2 separate regions of the Homo sapiens genome follow, and region 2 is linked to region 1. The links are chromatin loops, found by intact Hi-C in ENCODE. Cell type or tissue: PC-9. All regions are shown on one strand.

Region 1 (8,000 bases):
AATAAACAAACTAATATTTGATGCTAATATATCTTTTTTTTTTTTTTTTTTGAGACAGAGTTTCGCTCTTGTTGCCCAGGCTGCAGTGCAATGGCGCGATCTCGGCTCACTGCAACCTCCACCTCCCAGGTTCAAGAAATTCTCCTGCCTCAGCCTCCCGAGTAGCTGGGCATGCACCACCACGCCCGGCTAATTTTGTATTTTTAGTAGAGATGGGGTTTCTCCATGTTGAGGCTAGTCTCGAACTCCTGACCTCAGCTGATCCACCCACCTCGGCCTCCCAAAGTGCTGGGATTACAGGCGTAAGCCACCGTGCCCAGCCTAATATATCACTTTGTATGACACTCACTCTCTCCAAAGAAATCTTAGACTATCCAATTCAAGTTCTCTTCCAACTGACCCCCAAAATGTCACTAATGGCTACTGTTTATTGAATGACTTCTACTGCCAAACTTCACAGGTACTGCTTCATTTGGTGACTCAAATGGTCACCACCACCTGTCCAAATCTTTTTAATGATGGAGCAAGGATATGCTTGCTCCATATGACATCAAAATATGTCATCATATTTTGGGGAAAATATGACATCAAAATGAAGCTAGAGCCAGAGGGATTTTATTGTGAGAAACTTCTACTTTCTATAGAAATACATTTTGCTATTGTGTACCTTTCATCCATTAGTCCTAATAAGAACCTCTAAAGAAAAGCAAAAGTTGTTCAAATGACAGCCTTTCAAAATACTTCAACAACATTATCATGCTACCTCTCAATCTTCCCTCTACAAAATGAGCAACCCCAACTCCTTGAGATCACTCAGAATCCACGATCTGGTCTTAATACTGTCCTTAACCCTAAAGCAGACCAAAATTACAAAAAGAGGTTGTGACAAATATCAGGCTATTCTCCATCTATGATTTAGTTTTCCCAGAAAAATTACACATAGAGAAAAGTATCCAGCTGCTTGTCTTAAATTTAATCTAGAAAAGGGATAATCCCTAATAGTAGGGAAAACATCTTTTGTTTTCTTTTTAAATGATTTGAATTTCTTAAACACCACATAATGGGCATTTAATTATCTAACACTACATCAACAATGTATACAAGGTTTTCCAAATTAAAAAAAAAACCTGAAATTTTTGGTTTCTTTCTTGACAAGGTATATCTGAAGGTGTCCTTTTCAGAGTGGTCACAAAGAAAAAGACAACCAGTGCAATAGTGATAATTAAGATGTGTGCAAATCTAAGAAATAGCTGTATCACAACTGTATTCTTACACAGAAAGGAGTATAAGAAAGTAGCAATAAGTGGATGGAATGTGAACTTGAGAGACAAGAGGCCTAAGTTCTATTCATCTTTGCTACAAACTAGCCCTGTGAACCTGACCTCTCTAAGGTACCAATACTTTCAACTATAACACAAGGAGAATGAACCATGGATCAAGGATTAAATGTGTTTGACAAAAACTAATGCATTCAAATTTGGAATGCCCAACACTATCATTTTTAAACCCTATGGTAAGAATTCCACTCCACAATATTTCTTAATTCTTTCTCTAGTTTTAATGACTTCTCTTAAGACAATATAACACATTAATTCACCATAACAATTTAAACTTTTAAATGATGCACATTATGCTTTACTTCATAATTGTTACAAGGGAACCTTCTAGTTCCTGTTTTATATGAATTGTTTTATAGTTAAATCACTCACATTTTCTTCCCAGTATTAACATAGTTATTAAAAGCTTACTATCTGGATGTGGAGGGCACAGGCTCAAATCTCAACATCATCACTTATTAGCTATGTGACCTTGGGCAAGTAATTTAACCTGTCTGTGTACCTATCTCGTAACATGGGTTGTAAAAATTAAAGGAGTTAATGCATGTAACATGCTTACAACAGTGCACTGTATATAAATCATCCAACTTGTGTTAGCTATTGTGACGTGATTTCTCAACTTCATAAACTCAACCCTTCAAAAATATTGCATTTAGAACATTATTTACATGAAAAGATAATCATTTTTAACTCATTGAGGGCATTATCCAAAATAAGTGTAGCTTTAAATGTGGCTCTAATTTTAGGACATGTAAACAACAACAAAAAAAGGACATTTACCAAAACTTAAGAGAAAATATTGCAGTTAGCCATGAATCTTTCAAAAACGTTTCAAACAGGTGAGATTCAAGGCAAATTTCAAACGCAACAGACACATGAGAACAAACTAACTGACAATATGAAAACATAGCTGGAAAGACCATTATAATCTGTTGGTTTACCTGGAAGTGGAATTGGCATGCCAGGAAGGGGAACACGAAACGGAGGTACCATTACTGGTGGAAAAGCAGGTATTGCTGTTGTTGGCTGAGGTACTGAATGAGGAACAGCAGGAGGTAACGTCTGAGGGTGCGGCTGGGGAACGGTTTGCACAGGTGTGGCTGTAGGAGCAGGAGTTGAAACACTAACTGTAGGCGTGGCAACTGAAACAGCAGAACTTGGGGTCTGATCTTGTGTTGTGGGTGCTGATAAAAGATAAAACAAAAACATGTATCACTCCTTCATAAATCATTTTACTATATTCATTCATCATTTACACATTCAGTAATTTAAGTATTTAAGGGACCATTCTATGCACTGCAAGAAATTTGTCAAAAGGTCTTATCTTCAAGAAGCTTGAAAATACTTAAATGAAATACAAAAATGAATACAAAGTAAAATGGGATAAACATATAGGAGTAAAAATCAAGACCCAAAGAACATTTCTAACTGTGAGAGGGTATAGAAAAGTTTATATTGGGATGCTGCGCCTTGAAAAATTAAGATTTCAACAAGAAAAACAGCAGGAAGGGGTAGAAGAAAAAAATAAACCAGTGAGAAAAGTATGAATAAGGCAAAGAGTAAAGAACCAAAAGGAATTGTTTAGAAAATTGAAGGCAAGCAATTAATGAGTGAAACAGTAGGCATACCAACAAAACTAGTGAGTTGTGTGGCTGGAAAGGTAGGCCAGAAGCAGAAATTAGAAAGCCTTGAACAAAAGGCTAAGGAGTATGCCCTTAAATGGATAGGAAAAGGGCAGAACTTAGGTAAATATAGAGAAAATTATCTAGTAGAATACAAGACAAAATACATTAATGGTAGTTACCCTCTGTGAATGCCTCTTTCACATTTTACTATTAATATATACGTTTTGTTAGACTTTGAACTTTTTATAAGAATGCATTCACATTATTTATGTGATTTCATGAAGGTAAATGGGTATATAGCAAACTAAAGGTTCCTGTATGGAAGAGTAATAAACAGGTTTCATTTGATGAATTAACCTCACAGATGCATAGGAAGAAAAGAACAGAAAAAGATAAGCAAATAACTAATGACTAACTGGATATGAATGAATGGAATCAAAAACAACTCAGGTTTCTCTCATTATTTTAAAAAAATAAAATTTTTTTAAACTGAGGTTTCCATTGTGAGAGACCAGGAAAATGTGAAATTCAGGATCATTTGGGTTCTGCTAACACATTATTTTTAAATATCGAAAATAAAACATCCCATTCCTAGTAATTGCATTTAAAATCAAACTAAAAACTAAAATCCTTATTTCATACTTTTCAGTTTCAATTCTCACATGTTACAAAACAATTTTGTTATTTATTCATAACCCATCTAGTTCCAAAATAAAATTCATTTTGGTAATTCATTGGTAACAAATACTTCATCTTTTTTTGATGTAAAGAAAAAAATGTCTACCTGTATCGGACTAAGAATGAATTTGTCAAATGAAATAAAATGAAAACAGTGCTTTCCCAATCTTTATGCCAACTTTGTTCTAAACAAAAGCACACTATTTAATACAAATCACCCAATAATCCAACTGACAACAAAATCTGTCAGTATCTTTTTCTAGCTTCTAATAATGAAAAACTCACTTAGGCTGGGAAGATGTGAGCAATTTCGTACTTGTTAATGAGGGACTCACCTTGGCTAAATAGACAGCAGGGCCAAACAAGTATCTTCAGGGGCCCAGGAATGAATTGTTGGTCTAGCATAGACCTAGCCTTAGGGTACAGTATCATATTAATATAATTTTATAACAGTGTGAAAAATACAAAGTACATGCAACATTTGCCCAGTCCCATACATATACCATTTAGCATTTGTAATCTACTATACTGGCTGAAAATGTATCTGGTCATTGTTCCCAACTTCCCTGAGAAGTAGGATTTCTTCATCATTTTTCACAAACTTGCACAAAATGAGTTTATGCTCAACTGGGATTAAAATATATTCTTAATTTTTAGTCCCATTTACCCCACAGATCTATACTGTAGCTCAGAAAATTAAAATTTAAATATTATTATAGTATTCAGATAATTGCTAAAATTGTGATCCAAAGTACTATAGTCAGGAAAATAAATAAGGGCATCAAATTTCAAGTGGAAAAGAACACCAATGGAGATGACAAAAAATATTTACAACCCATTCCTCTTACTTTCCAGCACAGCATTTTCTGAATTTGATTAGCAGCCATGAGTCACGACAGGAAAAGAACAAAAGCAATAAAATAATGGGAAACTGGGAGAATGGTATCTAAGACTTCAGTGGGTAAATTCCCACTAACTTCATTTGCTAAAGTAGCTAGTGAAGCACTAGGCCTCAAAATATACTAACCCAGCCTCAGATCTTAACTAAAAAAGACAAGTGACTATATATAATAGATGGAGAAATATTAAGATTGCAGTAAGACAACACTTTATGATACTAAATCAAGTAAAATAAAAACACACACTGGAATACGTAGACAACATCAAAATTGATGTTTAAAAGCAGTAAAAAGAATATGATTTTGCTATATTATATTTCTGGGAATAAAGTCCTCCCAATCACTGAAGAGTAAAGCAAAACTGACAAACAGGACACAAGACAGCTATGAGCTTACTGACACACTACTCTGAAAACAGACATGGACTATATATAGTATGGTTAAATTATCTAGCTCATCACCTTTCCTAAAACAAAACGAAGCACTACTATTTCTCCTTTCTAAGAACGCAGGAAAGAAAATGTAAGCAACACAGAGCCTCCACATAAAACTACATTGCTTTTATTAATCCCCTTCTCCCATTACTACCACAGGTCTCCCATAAAAACTGGTAGTCTCCTGCCTTGCCACAGAGGTTTGGGAAGCACTAAACCTATAAAAAGGTAACAACCCTTAACAGACTAGCTAGTATGACTGTTATACTTTCATATCAAAATTCACCTTCACTACAAAAGCAAACAGATTTGTAAAACACTATTCATATTTTCCTGTTCAGTACATTCCCCCGCTACAAAATGTCTAAAAACCATTAAGAGGATCTTTAAAGGCTATCCCCATATTATATGTACCTTACTTGACTGCTTCAGTTGCTTTTTATCAATAAAATAAATTCAAATTTGAAGCCAATGTGAATTAATTTCTCTCTTATACGTATTTCTTACACACTAATAATTCCCAAGTCCCTGAAGTAATCACAAAAAAACCCCACATTTTTTCTTTATTCTTATCAATTATCCTGGTAGTAAAATAATACAAATTATAATCACACTGTAGGGACAGCTGTGTATCTTGAGACAAGTGCCATAACAAATAATCAAATAAAAAAATCATTATTTAAGTACTTTCGGGCTTAGTCTCAACCTGCAGAGTAAGGAGCAACATCCATATATTGATACAAAAAAAAAAAGAAAAAAGAAAAAAAGAAAGAAACCCCCCAAAAAGAAAGCAATATTGTCACATTAATAACAATCTTTTAAGCAAATTAATAGCTGTGTCCCTCTCTTAATCTCTGAAATCTGCTATTAATCGACTCTCACCTTTTCAGAAAAGATCTACTCTTTGGGCCTCTGTGAGTTTACACCTGAAAATTCTCCTGCCTTTCTGACTGCTCCCTTCTATGGCAACTCCTCAATTCACCTACTCGCATCCCAGTCTAGAAACTATTCTAAAAGAGATTACTGAGAAGCTCCTAATAAACCTCCCTTATTTCATCACCACCCAAAAAACCAACACCAAAAAAAATCCTCCAAAATACTGCATTTATACAGGCCCCCAGTGCCTGTCTCACCTATTTGCCTAGTTCTTAAGACCCTTCAAAAAAAACACCCTCTCACCTCAGAAGTTTCCTAAAAACCCATAAACTACATTTATCATTTTCCTGACCTTTATTCATGTTGCTTCTCCTACCTGAAAATCCTTTCCTTACCTGTGAACCTGCTTAAACCCTACTCCGTTTCCTTCATGATAAATACCCATGTAGTCCACCCACTCATTTATCCACTTCTCAAATTCTTACATCTTTCTCACTGTATAGTTTTGCACACCAATATCTAATTGTTTAACACGTGTTATTCTTGCCTCCTCGATTAGGAATACTGGAAACTGTAAGGTAGGGACCAAGACTTACACTTATTTTGCAAACCCACAATGCCCGGCATTACTGTTGGCCAAGTGGAACAGCTAACTTTGCACTTTCTCAATTTAGCTTCATAAACTGCAACTGGGCAAATAATTTCTCCTGTTAATATAAATTCCTGTTTTCCTCTAACCCAAAAGTTTTAGTGTCAAAAATGTATTTTAAATAATTCTGGTATTAAAGGATAATACCAGAAACACTGGGATCAATATGAAATGTAGTCCCCTACTTGTTCATGTCTCTAGCCCCTATATAAAAACACATGCTGAGTGGTACTCACTTGATACTGTCTGCGCAACTGAAGTAGCAGTTGTTGTGGTAGAAGTGGTAGAGGAAGGGGTGGATGATGATGTTGAAGTGGATACTGCAGGTGCTGGGCTACTGGTCGTAGGGGTGGAAGCTCCAACTGCTTGTGCTTGCACTTGTGCCTGGACCTGGGCCTGGACCTGAGCCTGGGCCTGGGCCTGAGCTTGTGCCTGAGCCTGAGCCTGGGCCTGGGCTTGGGCTTGGGCCTGGGCCTGGGCCTGGGCCTGGGCCTGGGCCTGAGCCTGAGCCTGGGCCTGAGCTTGTGCCTGGGCCTGAGCCTGCGCCTGGGCCTGAGCCTGCGCCTGGGCCTGAGCCTGAACCTGTGCCTGGGCTGCAAGCATAGGTGTCAGTTCTGATTGCTGAATAACCTTAACTCCATCTGGCTTGGTCCATGCAGATTCACGTGTCCGAGCATTATAATAATAAACCTGCAGCGGAAGCAAAAATCAATGGTATCATAAAATCTGTCAGTTATTATTAAAAACAAGAATGGAACCATATTTTATCTTTAAAGCTATTTAAAAATAACGTAGGGCCAGGCGTGGTGGCTCATTCCTGTAATCCCAGCACTTTGGGAGGCAGAGGCAGGTGGATCACTTAAAGTCAGGAGTTCAAGACCAACCAGCCTGGCCAAAATGGTGAAACCCCATCTCTACTAAAAATATAAAAAAATTAGCCAGGTGTGGTGGCCGGCATCTGTAATCCCAGCTACTCGGGAGGCTGAGGCAAAACAATCACTTGAACCCAGGAAGTGGAGGCTGCAGTGCGCCGAGATCATACCACTGCACTCCAGCCTGGGTGACAGAGGGAGACTCCATCTCAAAAATAAAAAATAGCTGGGCGCGGTGGCTCACACCTGTAATCCCAGCACTTTGGGAGGCTGAAGTGAGCAGATCACCTGAGGTCAGGAGTTTGAGACCAACCTGGCCAACATGGTAAAACCCTGTCTCTACTAAAAATACAAAAATTTAGCTAGACGTGATGGCAGGCGCCTGTAATCCCAGCTACTTGGGAGGCTGAGGAAGGAGAATCACTTGAACCCGGGAGGCGGAGGTTGCAGTGAACCAAAGATCGCACCACTGCACTCCAGGCTGGGTGACAGCACGAGACTCCATCTCAAAAATAAAAAAATAAAAAATAAAATAAAATAAAATAACTTAGGGCCAGGCACAGTGGCTCACGCCTGTAATCCCAGCACTATGGGAGGCCAAGGCGGGTGGGATTACCTGAGGTCAAGAGT
Region 2 (8,000 bases), 300 kb after region 1:
GATGGCGTCTGCCAGGTTTTTCTCCTGTAAAGATTTCATTTTTTTTTAAATAATTAATATATATTTTGGGAGAGATCTTTTGAGGCCATGGAAATAATACTGTGTTTCTTTTTAAATATTTGCTCATTAATTTTAGCATTCATCAGTGGATCTTGCCTACAACAATTATTACTCTAGTCTTCTAATCATGATTTTCCATTTTCCTCTTTCTTTTTACATTTATTATCTATAATTCCTCTGAAAAGAAGAGCTGTCCTTTCTCCCCCACTTACTTAATCTGTCCTTTCTATGTCATATGGATTCATGGATATTCACTTTATTCTTCAGGTTATAAGCCAATACCATTGAGCTTTTTGTTTTTTAAGAGATGGAGTCTCACTATGTTGCTGGTCTTCAGCTCTGGGGCTCAAGCTGTCTTCTCACCTCAGTCTCCTGAGTAGCTGGAACTATAGGCTTATACCTCTGTGCCTGGCTATTGGGTTGTTTTTGAGTGTGTGTGTGTGGTTGTTAACAACACCGTAATTTGTTGTCAAATTGTTCTTTTTTATTAGAATAAAGCTAGAATAAATAAATTGTTCTAGCTGTGGCCATTGGGAGTTTTTTTAGCTTGGCTCCTGTGTCCATTAGACATTCCCTCATCTTCCTTTGTTCAAAGCAATTGCTTTCTTTATGGTGTCACAAGCTGTTCCAGGCTTGTATTTTCCGTGATTCAACCAAGGAATCAACCACTTCTCCAAGGTTTCTTTTATTGAAGAATGGTGTTCAGAAACTATGGCCTGAATGCTGGGTGTGCTCATTGCCTGGGGGTATCACTGCTTCTAGGCACTCTCAGTGGACAGAGCAAGGAAATATATTTATGTCTGCTAAGCCATGCATACACATCTGTTTTTATTTCTTTATGTATTTGAATGTTTATTAAAAAACAAGTAAGTTCATATTGATACCCCTGGCTCCATTTTAGCACCATGGGTCTCATTCTAGCATTTTCCCTTGGCTTATTTGTGACTTCTTACTACAACAGTGAGAAACTTGGCTCTCATTACCTATAGTATATTTCTTTATTTGTTCCATCCTAGACTACTAGTAGTTTCAGAATTGCCAACCTATACCCCTGGGAGAAACAATTTTACTGACAAAAGTACAGTGTTTGTGTGTAATTCTTTTTGTCTTTAGAATCTAATCACACTGTTTTCCAAAACTGCCTAGATCAGCTCCTTTCTTCCCTCCCCCTTGAGTGTGGTTATATCATATATTTGTAATGCAGTTAGATAGATTTGTCACAGTCTGCATTCCTCAGGTTCCTTCAGCATCGTGGTTGAATTTTTTAAAAATTTACATACCATAAAATTTACTTTTTTTTTTGTTTTTTTCAAGACATAGTCTTGCTCTGTCACCCAGGCTGGAGTACAGTGGTGGAGTCTTGGCTCACTGCAACCTCTGCCTCCTGGGTTCAAGCAATTCTCATGTTTTAGTCTCCCAAATAGCTGGGATTACAGGTGTGTGCCACCACGCCCAGCTAATTTTTGTATTATTGTTATTATTTTTATTATTGTTGTTGTTGTTGTTTGAGATGGAGTCTCTCTCTGTCACCTGGGCTTTGAAGTACAGTGGCACAGTCTCGGCTCACTGCAACCTCCGCCTCCCGGTTCAAGTGATTCTCCTGCCTCAGCCTCCAGGGTAGCTGGGATTACGGGCGCTTGCCACCATGCCCGGCTAATTTTCGTATTTTTAGTAGAGATGGGGTTTCACCACATTGGCCAGGCTGGTCTCGAAGTCCTGACCTCGTGATCTGCCTGCCTCGGCCTCCCAAAGTGCTGATATTACAGGTGTGAGCTACTGTGCCAGGCCCAAAATTTCCTCTTTGTGGTGTATAATTCTGTGAGTTTGAAAATGCCTGGAGTCATGTTTCTACCAGCACAGTATCATATAGAGCAATTCTGTCATCCTCAAAATTTTCTTATGCTGCCTCATTATAGTGTTACAGTTTAACCAAATTTCCTACCTTCAACTTCTGGCATTTGGTTGTCTCTTGGATATTCATAATTTTTGGAAAAGGAGGAAAGTCTTATGAGTAGCCTCTTTATAGGTAAATAAGGTAAATGTGGTATTAGGATAAAAGAAACAGAAGGTTTGGTATTGAGATCTTATCTTCATAATGGGTAGTTCTTTATGTTGCCATCCATTTAGTTATTATTGGTGCCAGTGTCTTGGCGGATATCTTGGCTATACAGTTTGACAGACTAAATTAGTACTATTTAGTACAGACTAGTACTTTTAGTACAGACTAATAGTACAACTAATTCCTGCAGTGTTCTGATGTATCAGCATTATTTTAGAATGTAAAAAAATTACATTCATTAATATCTTGGGTCATTTTCCTGGAGTGTTGGTTATTCTTTGATCGAGTTTATTTTTCTCCATTATTTTCAGAGTAAAGCTGCTGCTAAAGCTGGATCTTCTAAATACCAGTGGGGCATTATGAAATCCCTTGGCCTGTCTGATGAAGAGATAGTAAAATTTTCTGAAGCAGAACATTGGCTTGATTATTTCCCGCCACTGGCTATTCAGGATTTAAAAAGAATGGGTTTGAAGGTATGTCTATAAAGGAAATATGAGGAAAGCATTTACAAGTATGTGCTTTTTTATTGTGCTTTGCTTTATTGTGCTTTCCAGACATGGATTTTTTTTACAATTGAAGATTTGTGGCAACCCTGCGTTGAGCAAGTCTAGTGGCACCATTTTTCCAACAGCATTTGCTTACTTCATGTCACATTTTGGCAATTATTTTAATATTTCAAACTTTATTATTATCTGTTATGGTGATCTATATTCAGTGATCTTTGATGTTATTATTCTAATTGTTTTGGGTTGCCACACACTGTACCCATATAAGGTGGCAAACTTAATTGGTAAATGTTTGTGTTCTGACTGCTCCACTGACTGGCTTGTTTCCCTCTTTCTCTCCTTGGTTTTCCCTGTTTTCTAATAAACAACAATCTTGAAGCCAGTTATTAACCTTATAATGGCCTCTAAGTGTTCATGTGAAAGGGAGAGTCACATGTCTCTCATCATTTTAAGTAAAAAGCTAGAAATGATTAAGCTTAGTGAGGAAGGCATGTTGAAAGGCAAGATAGGCTAAATGCTAGGCCTGTTGTGCCAAACAGTCAGCCAAGTTATGAATGCAAAGAAAAGTTCTTTTTTTTTGTTTGTTTTTTTGAGATGGAGTCTCGCTCTGTCACCCAGGCTGGAGTGCAGTGGTGTGATCTCGGCTCACGGCAACCTCCGCCTCCCGGGTTCAAGCTATTCTTCTGCCTCAGCCTCCCGAGTAGCTGGGATTACAGGCGTCTGCCAACACGCCTGGCTAATTTTTGTATTTTTAGTAGAGACGAGGTTTCACTATGTTGGCCAGGCTGTTCTTGAACTCCTGACCTCAGGTGATCTGCCCATCTCAGCCTCCCAAAGTGCTGGGATTATAGGCATAAGCCACTGAACCTGGCCCAAAGAAAAGTTCTTGAAGGAGATGAAAGGTGCTTCTCCAGTAAACACATGAATGATAAGAAAATGAAGTGACCTTATTGCAGATATGGAGAAAGTTTGGTCCATATAGAAGATCAAACCAGCCACAACATTTCCTTCAGCCAAACCCTAATCCAGAGGAAGTCCCTAACTCTTCAATTCTGTAAAGGCTGGGGGAGGTGAGGAAGATGCAGAAGAGAAGTTGGAGGCTAGCAGAGGTTAGTTCTTAAGGTTTAAGGAAAGAAGCCATTTCCATAATAGAAAAGTGCAAGTTGTAGCCTGGGTGTGGTGGCTCATGCCTGCAATCCCAGCATTTTGGGAGGCCAAGGTGGGTGGATCACCTGAGGCCAGGAGTTCGAGACCAGCCTGGCCACCTGGGGAAACCCTGTCTCTATTAAAAATACAAAAATTAGCTGGGTATGGTGGCGGGCTCCTATAATCCCAGCTACTTGGGAAGCTGAAGGAGGAGAATTGCTTGAACCCAGGAGGTTGCAGTGAGCTGAGGCTGCGCCATTGCAACCCAGCCTGGGCAACAAGAGCGAGACTCTGCTGCAAGGTGAAGCAGCAAATGCTGATGTAGAAGCTGCAGCAAGTTATTTAGGGGATCTAGCTAAGATCATTGATGAAAGTGGCTACGCTAAACAACAGATTTTCTATGTAGACAAAACAGCTTTCCTCTAGTGATTAAGATGCTGTAAGACTTCCATAGCTAGAGAGAAGTCAGTGTCTGGCTTAAACGATGGGCTGATTCTTGTTAGAGGCTAATGTGTCTACTGACTTTAAGTTGAAACTAGTGCTCATTTACCATTTGGAAAATTTTAAGGCCTTTAAGAATGGTGCCAAATCTACTCTATGCTCTGTAAATGGAAAAATAAAGCCTGGGTGACAGCACATCTGTTTAAAGCATGGTTTGGTGAATGTTTTAAGCCCACTCTTGAGACCTACTGCTCAGGAAAAAAAAAAATTTCTTTCAAAATATTACTGTTCATTGACAATGCACCCAATCACTCAAAAGCTCTGATGGAGATATACAAGGAGATGAATGTTTTTATGCCTGCAAACACAACATTCATTCTGCAGTCCATGAATCAAGGAGTCATTTGACTTGTAGGTCTTCTTATTTAAGAGATACATTTTATAAGGCTATAACAGTCATAGATGGTAATTCCTCTGATGGATCTGGGCAAAGTAAATAGAAAACCTTCTGGAAAGGATTCATTGTTCTAGATGCCATTAAGAACATTCATGATTCATGGGAAGAGGTCAAAATATCAACATTAACAGGAGTTTGGAAGAAGCTGATTTTAACTCTTATGGATGACGTTGAAAGGTTCAAGACTTCAGGGGAGGAGGTTACTGCAGATGTGGTAGAAATTGCAAGAGAACTAGAATTACAAGTGGAGCTTGAAGATAAGCCTGAATTGCTATAATCTCATGAGAAAACTTGAATGGATGAGGATTCGCTTCTTACGGATGAGCAAAAAAAGTAGTTTCTTGAGATGGAGTCTACTTCTGGTAAAGGTGCAGTGAACATTGTTGAAATGACAAAGATTTTGAATATCACATAAACTTTAGTTGATAAAGCAGTAGCAGGTTTTGAGAGGATTCACTCCAAATTTTTTTTTTTTTTTTGAGATGGAGTTTTGCTCTTGTTGCCCAGGCTGGAGTGCAATGGCATGATATCGACTCACTGCAACCTCCGCCTCCCGGGTTCAAGTGATTCTCCTGCCTCAGCCTCCCTAGTAGCTGGGATTACAGGCATGCGCCACTACACCTGGCTAATTTTGTATTTTGTATTTTTTGTTTGTTTGTTTGTTTTAGTAGAGACGGGGTTTCTCCATGTTGGTTAGGCTGGTCTCGAACTCCCGACCTCAAGTGATCCGCCTGCCTTGGCCTCCCAAAGTGCTGGAATTACAGGCATGAGCCACCATGCCCGGCCCACTCCCAGTTTTGAAAGTTCTATTATGAGTAAAATGCTATCAGACAGCATCGCATGCTACAGAGAAATCTTTGTGAAAGGAAGAGTCAATGGATGTGGCAAACTTCATTGTTGTCTTAGTTTAAGAAATTGCCATAGCCATCACAACCTTCAGTAGCCACTTCTCTCATCAGTCAGCAGCCGTCATCGAGGCAAGACTCTCCACCAGCACAAAGATTACAACTCAACTGAAGGCTCAGATGATTATTAGCATTTTATAGCAATGATGTATTTTAAAATTAAGGTATATACATTGTCTTTTTAAATATAACTTTATTGCACACTTAACATAATTCAATATAGTATAAACATAACTTATATATGCCTTGGGAAATCAAAAAATTTGTGTGACTTGTTTTGTTGTGGTGGTTTAGAACCAAACCCACAATATCTCCCAGATATGTCTGTATATTTGTGTGATTATATGAGATTTGGACCAATTCCTAATTTTAGAATAATATATTTCCCCTGTATGCCACTAAAGAATTAGTACTGTTATTGTTAGACTAGAACCTAACATTGCCTATGGGTCTCATAACAATGAATACTTCACTATTTGTTGAATTAGAATGTATATTGACATATTAACAATTAGTAGAAAGGAGCTTTATTCAAAGAATATGAAGAAGCCCAAGTTTAACTTGAATATTTAGGAATACATAAAGGTAGGATTAAATGTTTCTTCTTAATTTATTATAGCTTCTATATGTTTGTTAATATGTATATGTATATGCTTAAAAATATACTTTAAGTAAATTAAAGTAATTGTGATATACTTTTAATAGTGGAACTTGGAAAATTATTTTTAATAGTTGATCTGATTCTAAGTTAGAAGAGTAAATAATTGATTCATAGGAATTCTTATTTAAACAAAATTTGTGTATTTCTCAGTAATTGCCTTTTAAAATTTTCCTTTTATAGGTAGACTGGCGTCGTTCCTTCATCACCACTGATGTTAATCCTTACTATGATTCATTTGTCAGATGGCAATTTTTAACATTAAGAGAAAGAAACAAAATTAAATTTGGGAAGCGGTAAGTTTGTTATACTTGAGCATAATAAAGCAAAAATCAGTTGGGCACAGAGGCTCACGCCTGTAATCCCAGTGCTTTGGGAAACTGAGGTGAGGGGATTGCTTGAGGCCAGGAGTTTGAGACCAGCCTGGGCAACATAGCGAGACCACATCTCTTTATATAAAAAAAAAAATTAGCCAGGCATGGTGGCATGCACCTGTAGTCCTAGCTACTTGAGAGGATGGGGCAGGAGGATTGCTTACATGAATAAATAAATACCTTGTAGCCTACCTTTTCCCATTACCTTTCAGGTTTTAAAATATGTTGTTTCTATTCTTTTGTATCCTTTGTTTTCCTTTTTTCCTTACCAGTGTCTTAATTTCTCTGAGCTGCTTAGTGTTTATGACAGATATAACCAGGGAGAATGGGAGGGTGGGCTTTTATTATCTTACTAAAGATTATGTTCAGTATTCCCTGCCAAGCAGAAAAAGTAATCATTTGATTTGTGTTTTATTTTATACTTTGTTCTACAAATTAAGATTCTTCCTTGATTATGTAGATTAATCAAGGAAGATAACTTAAGAAATGAAAATAAGTTATCTTCCTTGATTAATCTACATAATCAACTTCCTGATAGTTTCATTTGTTAAGTCAATTTATGTTTTATAATCTTTTGTTCAATACCACAAAGCCAAGATCAGTGTGTATTTTTCAGTGGTATTACCTTTGACGAAGATAGAAAGCTTTCATTAAATAAGTAGGTTGACAGTGGAACTACCATAAGAGTACACATAATAGACACAGATATCTACTCAGAAATTCTAGTTGCAAGACATGTAAGAAATTAGGTGCAACACAGGCAAATATGGTAGGATAAAACGTGAATATTATAATAATGTTTGTCACTTTTTGTTTATTTTTTAGGTATACAATTTACTCTCCGAAAGATGGACAGCCTTGCATGGATCATGATAGACAAACTGGAGAGGTGATTATTTGTGAGACAGAGTAGCTATTATAATAATCCTTAATAAGACTATAGAGTTTAAGAAATAGAAACCTAAAAATAACTTCTTTGTAGTGCTGAGGGATGTAGTCCTGATACTCTGGTGGATATGAAGAGGAGATAGAATATCAATACAGGTACCTGTATCTTGTGTAGTACCTAGCTATCCTAAGAGTCATGTGAGGACAGCTGCATCAGTTTGTTACAGGAAAGCACATTGTTTAGCCTCACCCCAAAATTGCTGAATCAAAAGTTCTGGGGGTGGGGCCCAGGAATATCTTTTTTTTTTTTTTCAGACGGAGTCTTGCTCTTTAGCCCAGACCGGACTGCAGTGGTGCTATCTCGGCTCACTGCAAGCTCTGCCTCCTGGGTTCACGCCATTCTCCTGCCTCAGCCTCCCGAGTAGCTGGGACTACAGGTGCCCACCACCACACCCAGCTAATTTTTTGTATTTTTAGTAGAGACGGGGTTTCACCGTGTTAGCCAG

What was found. A loop is a pair of places that touch in the nucleus more often than their neighbours do. Peaks named below come from ENCODE experiments on the same cell type or tissue, not always from the same donor. Only the 100,000 strongest peaks of a DNase experiment are listed, where the experiment ranks them.
Region 2: it touches region 1 in a loop (3-fold over the local background); 3 of 110 quality-filtered maps call a loop at or near these places.

The regions. Positions count from the first base shown.
Region 1 is chr5:146,458,072-146,466,071 of GRCh38, reverse strand. It overlaps TCERG1 (transcription elongation regulator 1), which reads right to left. Exons shown (of 23, transcript NM_001382548.1): 4 at 6,735-7,188; 5 at 2,279-2,521. Among named protein-coding and RNA genes, the nearest start is that of TCERG1, 15 kb to the right of the region's middle. In PC-9, no CTCF peak of the experiment used is centred here; no DNase peak of the experiment used is centred here.
Region 2 is chr5:146,158,902-146,166,901 of GRCh38, reverse strand. LARS1 (leucyl-tRNA synthetase 1) reads left to right here. Exons shown (of 32, transcript NM_020117.11): 6 at 2,431-2,592; 7 at 6,416-6,528; 8 at 7,432-7,495. Among named protein-coding and RNA genes, the nearest start is that of LARS1, 20 kb to the left of the region's middle. In PC-9, no CTCF peak of the experiment used is centred here; no DNase peak of the experiment used is centred here.